3 separate regions of the Homo sapiens genome follow, and regions 2 and 3 are each linked to region 1. Evidence: chromatin loops called from intact Hi-C (ENCODE). Cell type or tissue: mammary epithelial cell. All regions are shown on one strand. Links, peaks and the distances in the headings refer to the core of each region. The heading gives the core; the rest is flanking DNA. Region 1 overlaps BACE2 (beta-secretase 2). Region 2 holds the start of UMODL1-AS1 (UMODL1 antisense RNA 1). Region 3 has its middle 12 kb from the start of RIPK4.

The links. Hi-C counts contacts between places; a loop is a spot of excess contacts. Peaks named below come from ENCODE experiments on the same cell type or tissue, not always from the same donor. Only the 100,000 strongest peaks of a DNase experiment are listed, where the experiment ranks them.
Region 2: a loop joins it to region 1, with 23 times the contacts of the local background. A loop is called at or near these places in 14 of 110 quality-filtered maps.
Region 3: it touches region 1 in a loop (8-fold over the local background); 38 of 110 quality-filtered maps call a loop at or near these places.

The regions. Positions count from the first base shown.
Region 1 is chr21:41,280,889-41,286,310 of GRCh38, forward strand. It overlaps BACE2 (beta-secretase 2), which reads left to right. Exons shown (of 9, transcript NM_012105.5): 9 at 1-1,642. Among named protein-coding and RNA genes, the nearest start is that of FAM3B, 33 kb to the right of the region's middle. RefSeq lists an enhancer at 1-58. In mammary epithelial cell, for the core only: a CTCF peak has its summit at 2,529 (motif pointing right); a DNase peak (open chromatin) is centred at 2,533.
Region 2 is chr21:42,105,357-42,110,778 of GRCh38, forward strand. UMODL1 (uromodulin like 1) reads left to right here. Exons shown (of 23, transcript NM_001004416.3): 10 at 4,206-4,343. UMODL1-AS1 (UMODL1 antisense RNA 1) reads right to left here and starts at 3,178. Exons shown (of 2, transcript NR_027243.1): 1 at 2,940-3,178. RefSeq lists an enhancer at 2,327-2,446 and a silencer at 2,423-2,717. In mammary epithelial cell, for the core only: a CTCF peak has its summit at 2,613 (motif pointing left); a DNase peak (open chromatin) is centred at 2,615.
Region 3 is chr21:41,776,210-41,781,631 of GRCh38, forward strand. No RefSeq gene overlaps it. Among named protein-coding and RNA genes, the nearest start is that of RIPK4, 12 kb to the left of the region's middle. In mammary epithelial cell, for the core only: a CTCF peak has its summit at 2,214; DNase peaks (open chromatin) are centred at 1,842 and 2,162; H3K27ac peaks cover 1,027 bases.

The DNA.
Region 1 (5,422 bases), core at 193-5,192:
GCTTAAAAAGCACACCGTGGGTAGTGACTGGGCCAAGAGACATCACAAAGCTTCCTGATAAATTTGAATCCAGCCACGGCAAGAGCGACGTGCGGGTACCTGGTCCCTGATGCTTGGGTGCCCCGTTGAGCCTCGGGTACTTCTTGGACACTATTGTGAGAGCAGCCATCCTGGTGTCTCTGCCAGCATCTTGGGGAACGCTGTGATGGTAAAATATCTGTCTCTCCTCTGGGAATCAGGGCAGCCCTGAGAAGTGAGCAGTTCCCTTTACAGATGGATAATTGTTTGTGTAAGACCAACCAGATAAAGTCCAAACTGTGTAGAACACACGTGTGCCTCACACATAGCCATCTGAGTAAAATATTTTTTCCAATGTAGATTTATAATTAGAAATGACAGATTTATAATATAGACTTCAGTAAGTTGGGCACAGCTGTCACTTTCGTGGTATCAATAAAAGGCTAGAAACCTTGGGTGTCCTTGGCAACCTAGCCTTTGACATTGATGTTTTTCCATAGGATTTTCTTCATTTGGGTTGGAATAAAAATGCATTTTTATTCACAAGGCACAGACAGATAAGAATATCATAAGCAGGGAAGTGTCTCCAAAGGTCAGGACATATGTTTTTCTGTTGAGTGCTATATGTGGAGGTCATTGCAAGTTCCCTGATATGAGTATGGTTTCGCTTGCTACATTGTGCCTATTAAAGTAAAATTTTACACAAGCCTCGCATTTCTAAGATTAGTGTTCCTGAATGAAATGTTAAGAAAACATTAAAAGATTATCTCTTTTTAAGATGGAGGAAAAAAAGTGAACAAAGCTAATTAATCTATCATGAAAATTGCACAAAATAACATTTCTTAACAAATTTAATACAATTTTGTGTTCTTTGTTGCTAGTGGTATAAAACGAGATTTTTTTCCCTCATTTTTCTCATTGTAGATGTCATCTCTCACATTTATATCAGTGAGGTTTGAAATTCTGTGTAGCAGTTACTCAGCACATATGAGAGGGCAGCGAATGAATGAGATTTGTCATGTGCTAATAAAAGCTGAATTTTTGTAATCTAAAATGATGTATTTTCTACTATTGCTGTTAATTTGCATTGTTAAAAATTCTTAAAGTTTAATATGTTATGTTCAGTCATTGAAAGCGACCACTCATTTTTTTCTTAAAGTTGATGCCTTTTCTGCTGTGCTAGAGTCAGTATTTTGCTTCTGGCAGGAGAGCTGCAAACTGTGTATCCTCAAACAGATGCAAAAAGTAGTGCTTTGCAAAACGTTTGTTTTCTGTTTATCTCAGATTAACATCCTTTAATACAAGTTTCTTAAGTGTAACTTGTATTTCTGAAAATGCTTAAAATTATTTTATATTTCCCTTTGGGAATTTTTCTCTATTTCCAGCACGCTGATTTGATTTAAAAATGTAATAAGACCAAGAGTTGGAGTAAAGGGATATTCATTCCATGTTAAAAGTGGCTTCATAGCTACTGACAAATGTCTGAACTATTGTCGTGCCCTTCAAAACTGGAGTTTTCTAAAATAATCTTATTTTTATACTTGTATGTTCCAGCAATTTAAGATATATACCATTGAAAGGGAAATAAAACATTTTTGTTTATTTGAATAAATAATACTCCCAACCTGTTGCTTTTGGAATGTTTTGTAAATACTTCTCTTGGGTCACATGTCTGGCGGTCCATTACGTCCACTCCTTCATTGTGGGTTCCTGGAAAATGTCAAGGATAAAATGGAGTGGAAGGGAGGGTTCAGGCTCAATCATTAAGATGCAAAACATGCTGAAGGTGGGGAGGGTAAAGTGCTTTAGAGTCTGGAAACCCTACAGGTGGAAAGAAAACACCTGCAGAGAAGAAACTCAGTAAGCACATTTCAGCGGTCTTAAGGATGGGACAGATGGCTTAGCTTGGTCCTGGGGACTGAGGGTGACCAGGTTGGCAATGCCTGTGCGGTCACTCCCATGATCACCCTGCAGGGAGATGGCATTCTACCATTTCACAGACGAGAAACCATCTCTGAGTCACCTGCCCAGAAAAACACAGCTAAAAAGTGGAGAGGAACCCAGCTCTGTTCCCCTCCAACAGCCCAGCTCTTTCTCTGCACTACACTCTGGTCCATCCGCCATCCTGAACCACACTCTCAGAGCCTAATGCATCACTTGTGCCAGAAGAATCCAGTCTAGTGGTCAGTCTCTAGAGAAGGGTGTGCACCAATATGGGCACAGCAGAAGCTCTTAGTGAATGAAATGAAGATCATCCATGAGCCATGATCTAGCTGCTATGCCAATCCTTTAAATATACGCTGCTTTCAATGACTAGACACTTTTTGTCTGACAATATCCAAATGAGGAGAAAAGAAGGAATCTCCAACCATTAGGAGGTAAAGTGATAGTTACTGGAGAAACAGAGTAGAGTATCTGCTTTCTAGTAAGAAGGAGATGATTTATCCTATTTCGCCATCCCTAAGCTGGAGGGGACATAACGGATGGGATTTTCACGAGTCTGTCACTAGGTGGTGGTGTTGTAAAGCGTTGTGGTATACATAACGTTTGTGCCTCTTTCCCCATTCCGTGTAGCTTTCACAAAGCAGCTTTTTATCAAGTATGGGTATGTAAGTAGACTACATCCCAGAGCTTTTTCATTCTGTGCTTTATAGAATCTGAAAAATAGGCCAGCTAGAGGGGTACTCAATCTTAGAGGCAACCGCCAAATACACATTTCCAGCCCTGGCCTCTACCTGGGTTTTTAGACTTGTATCTCCAAGTTCCTTCTGGACGTGTCTGCTTGGCCATCACTGGGAAGGAAACTGAGGCACAGAGGTGCTATAAAGTCTCCAGGTTCTTCTGGAAATGACAGCCAGATTCAAAACACCAGTGTGTCTGGTTACCAGGCACAAGCTCAATCATTATGCCATTGCCTTTTTAAGGTTAAAGATTTAAAATTACATATGCTAAAATCAAAATGCTACGAGGAAAAAATATTGGGGAAAATATTTGTAACAAATATAAGGGCAGAAGCTGACATTTATCGAACAGCAAATTCTGGCCACGCATCCTGCCATTTCATTCTCAGAACAACCCACAACGAGGTGCACGTGGTACTAAAAACATTTTAAAACCCAAGGTCTGAAGACGGAGCTGCTCCCAAGGACAGGCTCAGGGAAATCAGGAGGTCCAGGGAGGGGAGAATCTCACCCCACAGGATGAGATGCCACAGGCCAAAGGCTTAAGAGTCATCTCAGTAAAAAATGTAAAAACAAAAAGACCTACTGTCTTCAGCATACACAGATTGTACGAAATAAGCCAAGTGTATTATTTTCTGTATTTGATGCTGTGATAGCTGGAGCCCTGTTGACCCTGAAAGGACTGCCTCTCTCAGGGTTGGCTAATTCTAAGAGAAAGTCAACGACTCCCCTGGCAGCCTGCCTTTTAGATGGAAACCCCCGATCCAGAGCGCACACCCATCCACCTCCTCTCTGGAGCTCTCACACTCAGGCCATATCCACCTGCCCTCATCACCCCAGAGCCAGGTACCAGACAACTAGGCACAATTTCCCTGCCCAAAGCCACTGAAATTATTCTAACTAGCCAAAGCTAAGCCTGCTTACCCTGCCTCTTCCCTTCTTTCCTACAGAAACCACAGTAAAGCCTCCTGTTCCGTCTTGCCCCATCCTTCGGCCTCCTGACTACCCCTGTGCTTTGCTGCGTGGCCCTCAGTGGCAGCTGTGCCTTCTGTTTTTAGGCATCTATGAATACAAAGAGCTTCTTTCTTTATGACAGTCTTTTGTGTGTCTGTGTGCCTTATTACACCTCATTAAAACAAATCCCAGATACCCTTCAAACACCAAGAATAGAAGAGTGTTAGAGTCCAGTAGAAAAACATGCAAGGGCTGTCAACCAACAGCTGGCCAAAGTGGGAATACAAATGGCCGAGAAACTGAGAAGTGTTCAATCTTATTAATGTATGCATAATATGTAAGTAATTACAGATAGAATGAACAAAGCTTTTAATTATTAATAGATGTCCAAGAGGTCACCCATCTTCTGCTTTGCTGATGGAAAGTGTAAATCAAAACAATCATTTCAAAGAGCCCTAAAAAATAGCCAAGTCATCTTTACATCAATACTTTCTTTAGAAATCTCTCCTAAAGAGATAGAAATATGGACAAAATGGGATAGGGTATAGAGCAAAAAAAGCAATTTGCTGAATATGCCAATATTTCATTGATTTTTAAAGGGAAATATCATATATGGATGTGAGAGTATAGAATTTAAGAGTGTAGTAAGTACATGAAATTCACACTAATCTATTACCCTCAAATTAGGACTCATACATAAAGGAGATGGCTTAAGGATGTTTAAATTAATTTTATTTTGTATTCAAGTAATACGTTGTAATGGTTTATTTTATGTGTCAACTTGAATGAGGCATAGGGTGCCAGGATATTTGGTCAATTATTATTCTAGATGTGTATATTAACTCAGGCCACCATAACAAATGCTATAGGCTGGGTGGCTTAAAAAAACAGAATTTTATTTTCTCTAATGTCCTTGAGGCTGGAAAGTCCAACATCAAGATTCAGTAGGCTCCTGGTGAGGGATCTCTTCCAGGCTTGCAGGCAGCTGCCTTCTTCCTGTGTCCCCACATAGCCTTTCCTTGGTGTGTGAACATGGAGATCTCTCTGTTGCTCTTTCTTTTCTCATAGGGTTGCCAATCATATTGGATTAGGATCTCATCCTTATGACCTCATTTAACCTTAATTACTTCCTAAATGCCCTATCTCTTATGCAGTGACATTGGGGTGAGGGCTAGGATTTTTGGGGGCACACAATTCAGCTCATAGCAGTGTGTCTGTGAGGGTATTTTTGGATGAGATTAACATTTAAACTGGTAGAATGAGTAAAGAAGATTGCCTTAAGGCAGGTGGGCCTCATCCAATCACTTGAAAGCCTAAATAGAATTTAAAACACCTGATCATTTTACAAGCCCAAACTCCTCCTGCTTGATTGCTTTCACCTGGGACATGAGCCTTCTACCTTCAGACTCAGACTGAAACTCCAGCTCTTCTTGGGTCTGTAGCCTGCCAGCTTTTGGACTGTAACTTACACCATTTGTTCTCCTGGGTCTCCAGCTTACAAACTGCAGATCTTTGGATTTCTTAGCCTCCATAATCATGTAAGCCAATTCTTTTTAGTCAATCTCTCTAGAGAATGATATAGATAGATAGATAGATAGATAGATAGATAAATAAATGATAGATAGATATTCTGTTTCATCTTATATATGTTCTGTTTCTGTTTCTCTGGAGAACCCTAACTAATGCATACAGTTAGTCATTATTAAACATTAAATAGTTTCAAGAAGCTTATCACGAGGTGTCTACTGCCTCACTTCTCCCCACCTCAA
Region 2 (5,422 bases), core at 318-5,317, 820 kb after region 1:
ACCTCCCTGCCTCCCTCCTCCCATCCTCTGGGACTAGGGCTCAGGCGATTCCAGATCCCTGCCAAATGAGAACCTCGGCAGCAGGGATGTCGTGGGTAGAATGGTGGCCCCCTCCAAAAAGATATGTTCACCTGGAACTTCAGAATGTGACCTTATTTAGAATAAGGGTGTTTGCAGACACGATTAAGTTAAGGATGTCAAGATGAGGTCCTCCTGCCGTTGGATTTGGGTTGGCCTGAAGTTCAGTGACAAGTGTTCTTATACGAGACAAGAGGAGGAGACACAGACACAGAGGCCAAGATTGGAGTGATGCAGCCACAAGCCAAAGGACTCCTGGAGCCACAAGATAAGACACTGGAAGAGGCCTGGGAAAGCCCCTTTCCTAGAGCCCCAGAGGGAGGGCGGCCCTGCTGACACCTGGAGTTTGGACTTCGCCTCCGGAACGGCGGGAATACATCTGTGCTGTTTCAGGCCCCCCAGCTGGTGTGTTTGTGATGGCAGCCACAGGAGACCCGTGTCTTGCACCTCTAGGACTGGATGAATCCATTGTAAGCATTCGCAGCACCCCACTCCCCACGCTGTTCAGTGGTCCTGCAGAAGTTATTAAGCTCCTTCTGCAGGCTCTTGCCCGGCAGGGTCCCGGGCAGGCTGTGGCCTGCTTCCTCCACATTTCAGAGCTGAGGTGCTGGTGCGGGCAGGTCTCCTGAGCTGGGGGGTCAGCTGTGTGGCCAGTGATGGTGACGCCTCAGGCCGTGCATGGCCGGGGAGGCGGCCCTGCCTCTGCACTCTTTTGACTCCATGACTACTGGTGTCTTCGGACGCCAGAGTCGGGGGAGCAACCATGGGGCACCGCCCCTGCCTGGGGAGGCAGCACGAGGCCTGAGCCCAGCTTACAGGGGGACATCCACCCCCGCTGAGAGCCCCACCTTCACGGCGAGGATCTGTAGAAGAAGACATTTGATATTACTCGGCAAAAAAAACAAGAAACGAAAACACAAAAAGAGCTCCTCTGAAGAAGAAAAGGTATTTGCGCTGTGGTCCACCTAGAAATAATGTTGTTGGCACAACTAGAGCATTCCTCAGTCATTCAGGAGCACTCCCTGCCGGTGCGTCCACATGTCCCAACCCCGATAGATGAGGCGCTGTTCGCCCGTGGAGGGGTCAGGTTGTCGTGACCTTATCTTTACCCTTAGGCCGTCCATCCCGGGGCCTGGGGTTTCCTGCGCCAGTCACGGTGGGCTGTGTAGGTGGCCATGTGTTCGGTCTTTCCCCAGGAGGTACGTACCATGTGCTGGGAGGCCTGGAGGCTGAGCCGCCCCCCGCGCCTATGAGTTGCACCCTCACAGCGGCGGCCAAACCTCCTGCTCACTTTGCCCCATAGGAAGAGGTTAGAGTGAGGCGGAACGGGTTGGAATCCCAGCTCTGACACTCACTCACTGTGGGATGCTGCACAAATGACTTCCTCTCCCTGGGCCTCAGTATACTCATCTGTGGAATGAGATTACAGCAACATCCCACCTCCTATGGCGATGGAGTAAATTAAGGCACAATGCCTGTGTGGGTTTAGCCCAGTGCCTGTGCATGGCGACAGTGCATTTCTGATGGCCCCTCCAGCGTTCAGGGCTAACTCTTCCAGGATTAACTTTCATATCTTGGATGAGAGCTCATCTAGGAAGGTCTCCTAGCAACCCCTGGGTTCCCACTGGTCCTTCCGCCTCACGGGGCTCCTTTTTGAACCCCTCACATCATTTCCATTCAATCTCTTGCTCCTAACAGCACGGCCCCTATTCCTTCTCTTTCCCAACATCTGCTCTCAGGAGAGATTCTCATACAGTGTGCATTTGTTCTAGAGTGAGGGTCATCACTGGGCTTCTATGAGGCACCGCTGTGAACCCTCTGCACCGACCTTAGCCAGAGGAGCAGGACTCCCACCGGCATCCTTCTGCGTAAGAGGCCTTGTGGGTCTTCTGGGGCTCTGGAATCAACGCCGCTTTTCCTGGGGCCAGAGTAGGTGGAGCTGAGCTCCCCAAAGCTTCCAGTTTGCTGCCTGCTCCCACCCGCCTCGCCACTGCGCGAGCCCTTTCCATCCCCTCTGCAGAGTGAGAGAAGGGCCGTGAGTGAGGATCCTGGCCTAGGGCTGTCACCATCCCCCTCACCTGCTGGCCAGGCTAACCTACTGCAGGCTGCTTCCTTTCCTTAGGTTCACGGGTACCGCTATTTGTCCAGCGTCCATTTGCGGTGGCATTAGGATGAGGTGCTCTGTGCCCTCTTTCTCCCAGTGTGAATCTGACACACGCCCCCAGGAGAGTCCGAGGGGCATCACTTCTGGAGGACGCCCTGGGCCCTGAAAGACAGCTCATGGTCCAACTGAGGAGCCTGCACCTTGCTGGGACAGGGTGGCCCAGGAGATCTGGGGTCTGTACCTGCTCCTGGACCCTCTCCAGCTTGTTGTTCTGGGTGGGGCCAGCTCAGGAGGGGCACCTGGGCTGGGAGTCTCTGAAGCAGCTGCCCCCATTGCTCCAGGAGAGGGCTCAGCCCTTGTCCCAGCTGCGGGGCCAGTGGGAGCAGTGTGCAGCGTCCTGCCCTGGGCTCTCGCTGGCTCTGCGCCCTCGCCTGGCCAGCCCGGGAGGGTGCAGAGGCTCACTGGCAGCTCTTCCTGCTCCCACACCTGCCTCTTCCTCTGAACTGGAGGGCCGGCAAGCCTCAAGGCTTAATGCAAGACTAAATACAGCTGTCAGCGCCTTCCTCTGAGCTCGCTTGGGAGCTGTCTGGGGGGACGGAGGAGTGAAGATTAGGTGAATCACCACGCCCCAAAATAGACATCAGGTGCTTGGTGGTTTGAGCCAGCGTCTTGCCTGGTGCCTCTGCTGTCCTCCGTGGACTGCAGCCCAGCCAGCCTAGGCTCCAACCCCAACCCGGAGCACCCCCAGGAGAGTTACCTGTAGGCTGGAGGTTGAGTAGCACCCCAGGAAGAGGTGTGGGTTGGCACCAGCAGTGTTCTGATGGCAAGGCAGCCCCCAGGCCATGCTAGGGTGGTGGCATAGCTGTTGTGGCAGCTGACGAGCTTGCTGTTCTCCAGGGAAGCTGCTTCTGTGGAGACCGCAGGAAGCACAACAGAAAAAAACCCACAAAACGAGCCTCAGAGCACTCAGCAGCAGGGTTTTCTTTGCCCAGAACTGAACTGGTCCTGCATCGTGGCTTAAATTCCACCTGAATTGGAACTTCTCTGGCATGCCGGGTGTGGGTTCGTTCCCGAGCACCTCCACCCGCAGCTCTACAGAAGCACGCGCAGAAGGCACTGTCACCTCCAGCAGGGCCTGGCCCTGACGACCTCGGCTCAGCCACCCCATGGGAGCTACATTGTCCTTGTCCTCACCTTCATTCCCCTCAGGCGGGCCCCCCGGTGACATGACATCACAAGTCTTTGGGCACAGGAGGAGGGACATACCTGTGGAGACACCCGGGTGCTCTAGAATATGGCGCGGGAAGTTCATGTTGTACTCCGCTGGACCCCACCCCCGGCGTGGGAAGTTCATGTTGTACTCAGGCTGACCCCCACCCCCCCCACGAGAGAAGTCCATGTTATACTCAGGCTGACCCCCACTCCTGGCATGTAAAGCTGGTGTTATGCTCAGCTGGACCCCCACCCCCGGTGTGGAAAGCTCATGTTATACTCCACTGGCCCCCACCCCCGGCGTGGAAAGCTGGTGTTATACTCCGCTGGACCCCCACCCCCGGCGTGGAAAGCTGGTGTTATACTCCGCTGGACCCCCACCCCCCATGCGGAAAGTTCACGTTATACTCAGCTGTGTCCCCACCCCTGGCTCAGTTACTTTCCTATTTCTTGGTTGAGACACTAAGTATTGGAGAATGTTGGCACATCAAAGAGAGAGGAGAAAACATTTCAAGTTTTGGGTGTGGAAACAGAATAAAGAAGAGAGGGCTACATGCACACCCATGGGTGCTAATATTTAAGGAATGAACATTTCCTAATCTTTGCCCCCAAATAAGCCAACCAATGTGAAGGTGGGCACAGGCAGGCCGTAAGGTTGTCATGAGAGTGTTGGACGGATGCCCCAAAATGCCCCTGCTCCCGGCCGTTCACTGCAAAGACGGCTAGGAAGGACTCCTTCCAGCATGGGTCTGTCTTCTGATCACTCTTTGGCTGTTTTCTCATGGGTTTTGATTGTGTCTCCCCCTGGCAGACTGGGACGAGTGTGTGGACAGCGCGGAACACGACTGCTCACCGGCTGCCTGGTGCATCAACCTGGAGGGCTCCTACACCTGCCAGTGCCGTACCACCAGGGACGCCACCCCCTCCCGCGCAGGCCGGGCCTGTGAGGGTACGTGTCGACCCCCCTGCCGACTCTGGGAAGACCCCCTGCCCGAGAATCTGGGGGTGGGGCAAAGCCCAATTCTCCATAGGCACAGGGCTGAGGACCTATGGTAATGTTAGGGGCCTACAGAAATGTTTTCATTTCAATTTATTTTAAAATCAGAAGAAAGAAATTAATAGAAGGATAGTAAATATACATAAAACAATGAATCTAGCTTGGATTACACTCATCTCTATCTAAATGCCATTATAAAATGTAATTTTTGATAGATTGTTAAGTGGAGGGGTGCAGGGGTCCATGAAGGCCAAGTTCCTTGGGCCCACAGAAGTCAGGATGCAGCCCGGGGTCGAGGGATTCCTTCCCCAGTGGCCTGGAGCCCGAGAGGGTGTGGCCTGGAGCCCGAGACAGTGTGGAAGCCCAGAGAAGCTGCAGAGAGGCCCGATGGGGGCCGCTGAGCTCTAGTCCTGCTGTATCGGCCCCCAGTCTTTTCTGTGGACCAGTTCTGATGAGTGGGTCGGGGATACCTGGGATGCTGAATTGAGCAGCAGGAGGAGGCCACGTAGGGACCTAAAATGCAGTGACTGATTAGCAATGTCGGCCCGGACACAGGCGTGGCAGAGGCGCCCAGCCACTGGCTTGCCAGCCCCTGCTGAGGGCTTTCTAGCTGGAAGGAGCAGCCGAGACCAGTTCCCTGGGGAGAATATTCCTTAGACACTGCGTGTGCTGTCCTGCTTCCTAACATCCCACACCTTGTCTTCTGTTTTTCTCATTCGCCTAATGTCCTGCAAGTCGATGACAGCATCCAGCACCAAGTCCCACATTGAGCACAAATCTGGGGGAAATTGTCCCATTTTCCCAGAGTCCTGATGGATTAATCTGAGGCCTATGAGAACCAAGCCCTGCATTCAAGCCCGGGTTTTGTAGCCCCCCGGGTGGATCCCTCACCCTCAACTTCAGTTTCCTCATTTATCCAGTGGAGAGGCGTGATTTGCCTTCAGAGAGCCCCGGGGAGGCTGCAAACATGGGCCCAGGAAACACTCCTGAACGCTGGCGCCCGCCTGCGTCCCTGGCCAGGTCCACTCCGG
Region 3 (5,422 bases), core at 190-5,189, 500 kb after region 1:
TACTAAAAATACAAAAAAAAAAAAATTAGCCGGGCATGGTGGCGGGCACCTGTAGTCCCAGCTACTCAGGAGGCTGAGGCAGGAGAATGGCATGAACCCTGGAGGTGGAGCTTGCAGTGAGCCGAGATCGTGCCACTGCACTCCAGCCTGGGAGACAGAGCGAGACTCCATCTCAAATAAATAAATAAATAAATAAAGATGAAGTCATTAGGGTAGACCCTAAAGCAACAGAGCTAGTGTCCTTGTAAAGAGGGGAAGTCTGGACACAGACACACACCTGCACTAAGGGAAGTGGGTGGGAAACACTGGGAAGATGCCACATGACTGCAGTGACGCAGCTGCACGCCAAGTGATGCCTGGGGCACTGGAAGCCGGGGAGGGTTCCTGCCTGGCCCCTAAGCTCCAAATGACAACCCAGGCATAGGAAGGGCCTACACTTTGGGGTTCAAACCTATCCTGGAGTCTGGTCCGGGGCCAGTTACAGCTAATGGGCAGTGCTGGGTGCAGCCCAGCCCGTAAGCTCATTCTTGAGCCCCAGAGGGACAGAGCAGCTCTAATGGGTGCAAAAATGGCTGGAATATTTCACCAACTCCTTGGGTGGGTGGGTGGGGGGGGGGCATTGGACATTTTGGGCAAGGGTCTTCTTGAGGCTGAGAGAGGCCAGGAAGGAGCTTCCCCTGGAGTTGTCTGGGAGTGGGACCCTGCTGACACCGACCTCAACTTTTGACTTCTGGCCTCTAGAGCTGTGAGAGACTAAACACCTGTGGTTTTAAGCCACCTGGTTTGTGTCACTTTGCTGTGGCAGCCACTAGAAACTAATACACCCAACTAGATACGTATCTTTGTCACAGTTACAGGAATCTTTATTTTATCCAAAAGCAAAAGACACTGAACTTTTGTGTACATTCCAGGCCTGCTGATTGTAGCTGGTCTATAAGCTCGTGTCGGAGTCTATGGTGGTTGATTTTTGTGTCCCTTTGACTGAGCCACGAGGTATTTGATCAAACATTATTCCAGGTGTTTCTGTGAGGCTGCTTTTGGATGAGATTAACATGTAAATCAATAGAGTCAAGCAAATCGTTCTCCCCAATGCAGATGGGTTTCGTCCATGCAGCTAGAGGCCTGAAAAGAAGGAAAAGCTGATCATCCTCGTGTAAGAGAGAATCTCTCCTACCCAACGGCCTTCCAGCTGGGATACTGGCTTTTTCTTGCCTTTAGACTTGAACTGAACAATTGGCTCTTCCTGGCCTCAGGCTTTGGGACTCAGAAGCACACATTGACTGTCCTGGGGCTCCAGCTTATGGACTACCCTGCAGAAAGACTGTGGGACTCGTCAGCCATCATCATCCTGTGAGCCAGTTTTACACAGACACACACACACACAGTCGCACTCTCATGCTCACACATACACACTCACACACAATCACACACTTGCACACACACAGACACTCTTACACACTCATTCACACACTCACATGTGCACACACACAGTCTCTCACACACATCACACACACACACACACACACACACACACACACACACTATTGGTTCTGTTTCTCTGTATAACCCTGATGAATTCAGGATCTTAAAGGTTACCTATTTCATTGTAATGCTGTTTTCTAGCACCAGGCTAGTCCTTTTGTCGGCAGAACTGGTAGGCTCACTTTTTTTTTTTTCAGACTGTTTTGTGTTTTATTTTCTTCCATTTACAAAAAAGCATTTCTAAGCCAGGGCAGTGAAGCCTGACGCTACCGTTCACGGTCAGTGAAATGAGCATTCGAGGATGGGACTCAGCCTGTCTGGACAGGTCCCCAGACAAAAAACACAGAGAATCAAGAACGCAGGCGCTCCCTGTCGGACGCCAGGCCGGGCCCTGTGACAAGGATCTCAGCGCTGGCGGTGGGGCTGCCCTGCGGGTTCGAGGCCTGGCTCTTCCTGCCCCACTGCCTGGTGTGTAGCCCAGGGGCCGGGCCGCCTGCGCCCCCCGCCGGGGGGCACGCCCGGCCCAGGGTTGGGGGTGTCCGGCTTGCCCCCAGGGGGCCAGCGGGGCCTCTGTTATCTCGCTCCAGAACCGACATCGCCAGCCAAGACCTTCCTCGTGGAGCCCTCGGTCTGGCCAAGGACGCTCCTTGGAGTCTGCTTAGACGCACAGCGGGCTCAGCTTTGCCAAATTCTCCAAGGAGACTTTCCATGAGGCGCCTCCTGCCATCTGTGGGCGGCGTTGGGAACTGCGGCCACCGCTGCTTGGGAATCAGGACGTCCCAGCTCCCAACCGGCGGTCATTCATTCCCTCAACACACACTCTGGGCCGCCCGCCTGGCTCCAGGCAGGCCCTCCGGGGACTCGGGAAATAGGAGTTGTTAAACATTTCTGAAACATTCCTCTTCCATTTATTCTGTGATTTTCTTCAGAAACACAAGGCGTGCACGAGTCAGCTTATCAGCTTATCCTTCACCCACACGTAGGCTCTTCTTTCCAATCAATTTTATCTTTGTTTTTTTCTAAGAAAATTTTAGGGATTTTACTTGTTTTTGTTTTGTTTTTGGGTTTTTTTGTGTGTTTTGTTGTTGTTATTTTGTTTTTTTTTTTTTTTGGTGGGGGGTTGGCTTGGTTTGGTTTTTGCTTCATTTTTTAATTTTAGGGATTTTTAAAAAGCCAGCATTCCTTAATCTTCTGATTGTTGTGTGACTGTTGTATAATATTGAGAAATACATTCCTGTCATCCACAACTAACAACCATTAATAATGTGTCGTATTGTTTACTTTTTTGTTTTTAACTAAATTTTGCTTTGGGGAAGTATCCATGACGATACAATATAGCTGTGAGATATTTCCTGTACCTGCTACGTAACACCCCTTCATGTAAAACGCAGAGCATTTGGTTTATCCACATCCCCCCGCCCCCCGCCCATGCATATTAGTGGTTTCCAGTGCTAAAGGGACAGCGCCCCCCACGTGCATTTCTCCAGGTACTGAGGCAGGAGAATAGGGGCTGGAGGCAGGGGACCAAAGGCTGTTTCACTCAGACTTCCTACAACTAAATTGAAAGGAAAACCCTAACTTTCCACTCCTAAGTAACAAAAGGACCAGAGGCTATTCCCTTTCTAAACCCCCCCACCTTTTCCTCGAGGCAAATGGGAAATTGGCTGTCCGCAACCAATCAGACTGATTGTGGGTGGAGTCTTCGTTTGCACCTCTGTACCTTCGCTCCAGTCTCTGAACGGTTGCTGTCCACAACGAATCAGACTGATTGCGGGCTCAGCCTTCGTTTGCATAGAAGTATAACTTTGTAACTTCACCCTAGCCTCTGACTGGTTGCTTTTGGCACCTTCATTTACATGAGGTGAGCATGATGTGGCCAATTGGAAACTTCTAGGGGATATTTGGACCCAAGAAGATCCTGTATCCAGGCCCTTGAGCCGCTGCTCGGGTCCGCTCCCATACTGTGGAGTGTACTTTGGTTTTCAATAAATTCCTGCTTTCGTTCTTTTGCTGCTTCATTCTTTCTTTGCTTTGTTGGGCGTTTTGTCCAATTCTTTGTTCAAAATGCCAAGAACCTGGACAAGTTGCAGTTATGACCCTCGACCGGTGATAGTAGCACTCGCTCCTAACAGCTTGGCTGCAGTAAGCCTAGGCTTCCAGGGAGAGCCTCTGCACCTGCTGCTGTGCTGCTTGAGTTCTCTCAGACAAGGAAGCATGAAAAGGGCTGCCTTTTTCAAACAGCAGGGGAAGGAAAACACAGTGATAACAAATCCAAATATTATTTCAATTGAGATCTTATCATATACATCATATACACAGCCATTTAAAAAGTGAAAACAAATATAATAAAATCAAATTATATTCAATAAAAAAAGCAAGGCGCAGGCATTTACATAATGAGACCCACTTCTCTTAATGTATTATATAGTCTGTAAAAGCAAAAGATGTGAAGCACCCCAAATCCCCATGGATGGGCGATGGTTGAATTATTATCACTCATCCATAGGAAAGACTGCCGTGCAATTGTGAAAATGGGAGGAGGACTGTGTCTACACGTGCCTCTGGAGTGATTGCACAGACCACTCTGAACAGAGCAAGGTGGAGGAAATCTTCCATTTTTCCAGTACAGGCAGGAAATAGGGACCCATCCCTCTGTCTATCTATTTACTATCTTTATTCCCATCCATCTATTATCTATCTATGTTTCTACCATTCATCATCTATGTACTACCTAACTACTTGCCTACCTGTTCTCTATCATCTATCTACCATCAATCAATCTATCTCTCCCTATCTGCTTCCATTCTAAAAATAAACAGTGTGAGCACAGTCCACAGGGAGGGGGCTGGAAGTCTCTGGGGGAAGACACAAGTCCTTGTTGCACATGCCCTGTTTTCTAGATTTGACTATGAAACCATGCAAATATTTTACATCCTTATAAAACACAATTAACTTTAAAAAGCAATGTCTAAATACCAAAAATAAAATAAGACAAATGAACCAAATGTGTATCCATTTGGTAGCCTGACTAACCAGAGGGGAGCTATTCCAATTGACTTTAAAACGTAGGAATTTAAAAGTAACTACTAGTGGAAAATGCACTAAGGGCAAAAAGAACAGAGAAAGAAAGGAAAGGAAGAAAGGAAGGAAAGGAAGAAAGAAAGAAAGGAGGGAGGGAGGGAGAGAGAGAAAGAGAGAGAAAGAGAAAGAAAGCAAGAGAGGGAGGGAGAAAGAAAGAGAGAGGAGAGGAGGAAAGAAAGAAAGGAAGGAAGGAGGGGAGGGAGGAGAGGGAGGAAAGGAAGGAAGGAAGGAAGGAAGGAAGGAAGGGAGGGAGGGAGGGAGGGAGGGAAGGAGGGAGGGAGGCATCTTAACCCCTTTCCCACAATCACACTATTGGCTGAGTGTTGATGTTATCCTGAGACTGCCCTGTGTGTGTTGAAGCATAAAGGAAATGTGATATAGAAACTCTATCATTAGCTCTATGGTAAAGAACTGAGATTTTTGGCATGAGAAAATAAAAGTTAAGAAGCTGTAATTTAAAAGAAAAATATTGGCCAGACACAGTGCCTCATGCCTGTAATCCCAGCACTCTGGAAAGTGGGAGGATCACTCAAGCCCAGGAGTTCAAGACTAACCTGGGCAACAGAGTGAGACCCCGTCTCCCCCCAAAATAAACAAAATTAGCGAACATGGTGGCATGCACTTGTGATCCTGGATATTTTGGAGGCTGAGGTGGGAGGATTGCTCGAGCCCAGGAGTTTGAGGCTGCAGTCAGCCATGATCACAACACTGCACTCCAGCCTGGGCAACAAAGTGAAACCTTGTCTCAAAAAAATAAAAAATCATAAAAGACAAGGAAAATATCAGCACGAAATAATAATTAAAATCAATAAAAATGGATAATGCAAGCATTCTATTAATTAGGCTCATTATCATAATG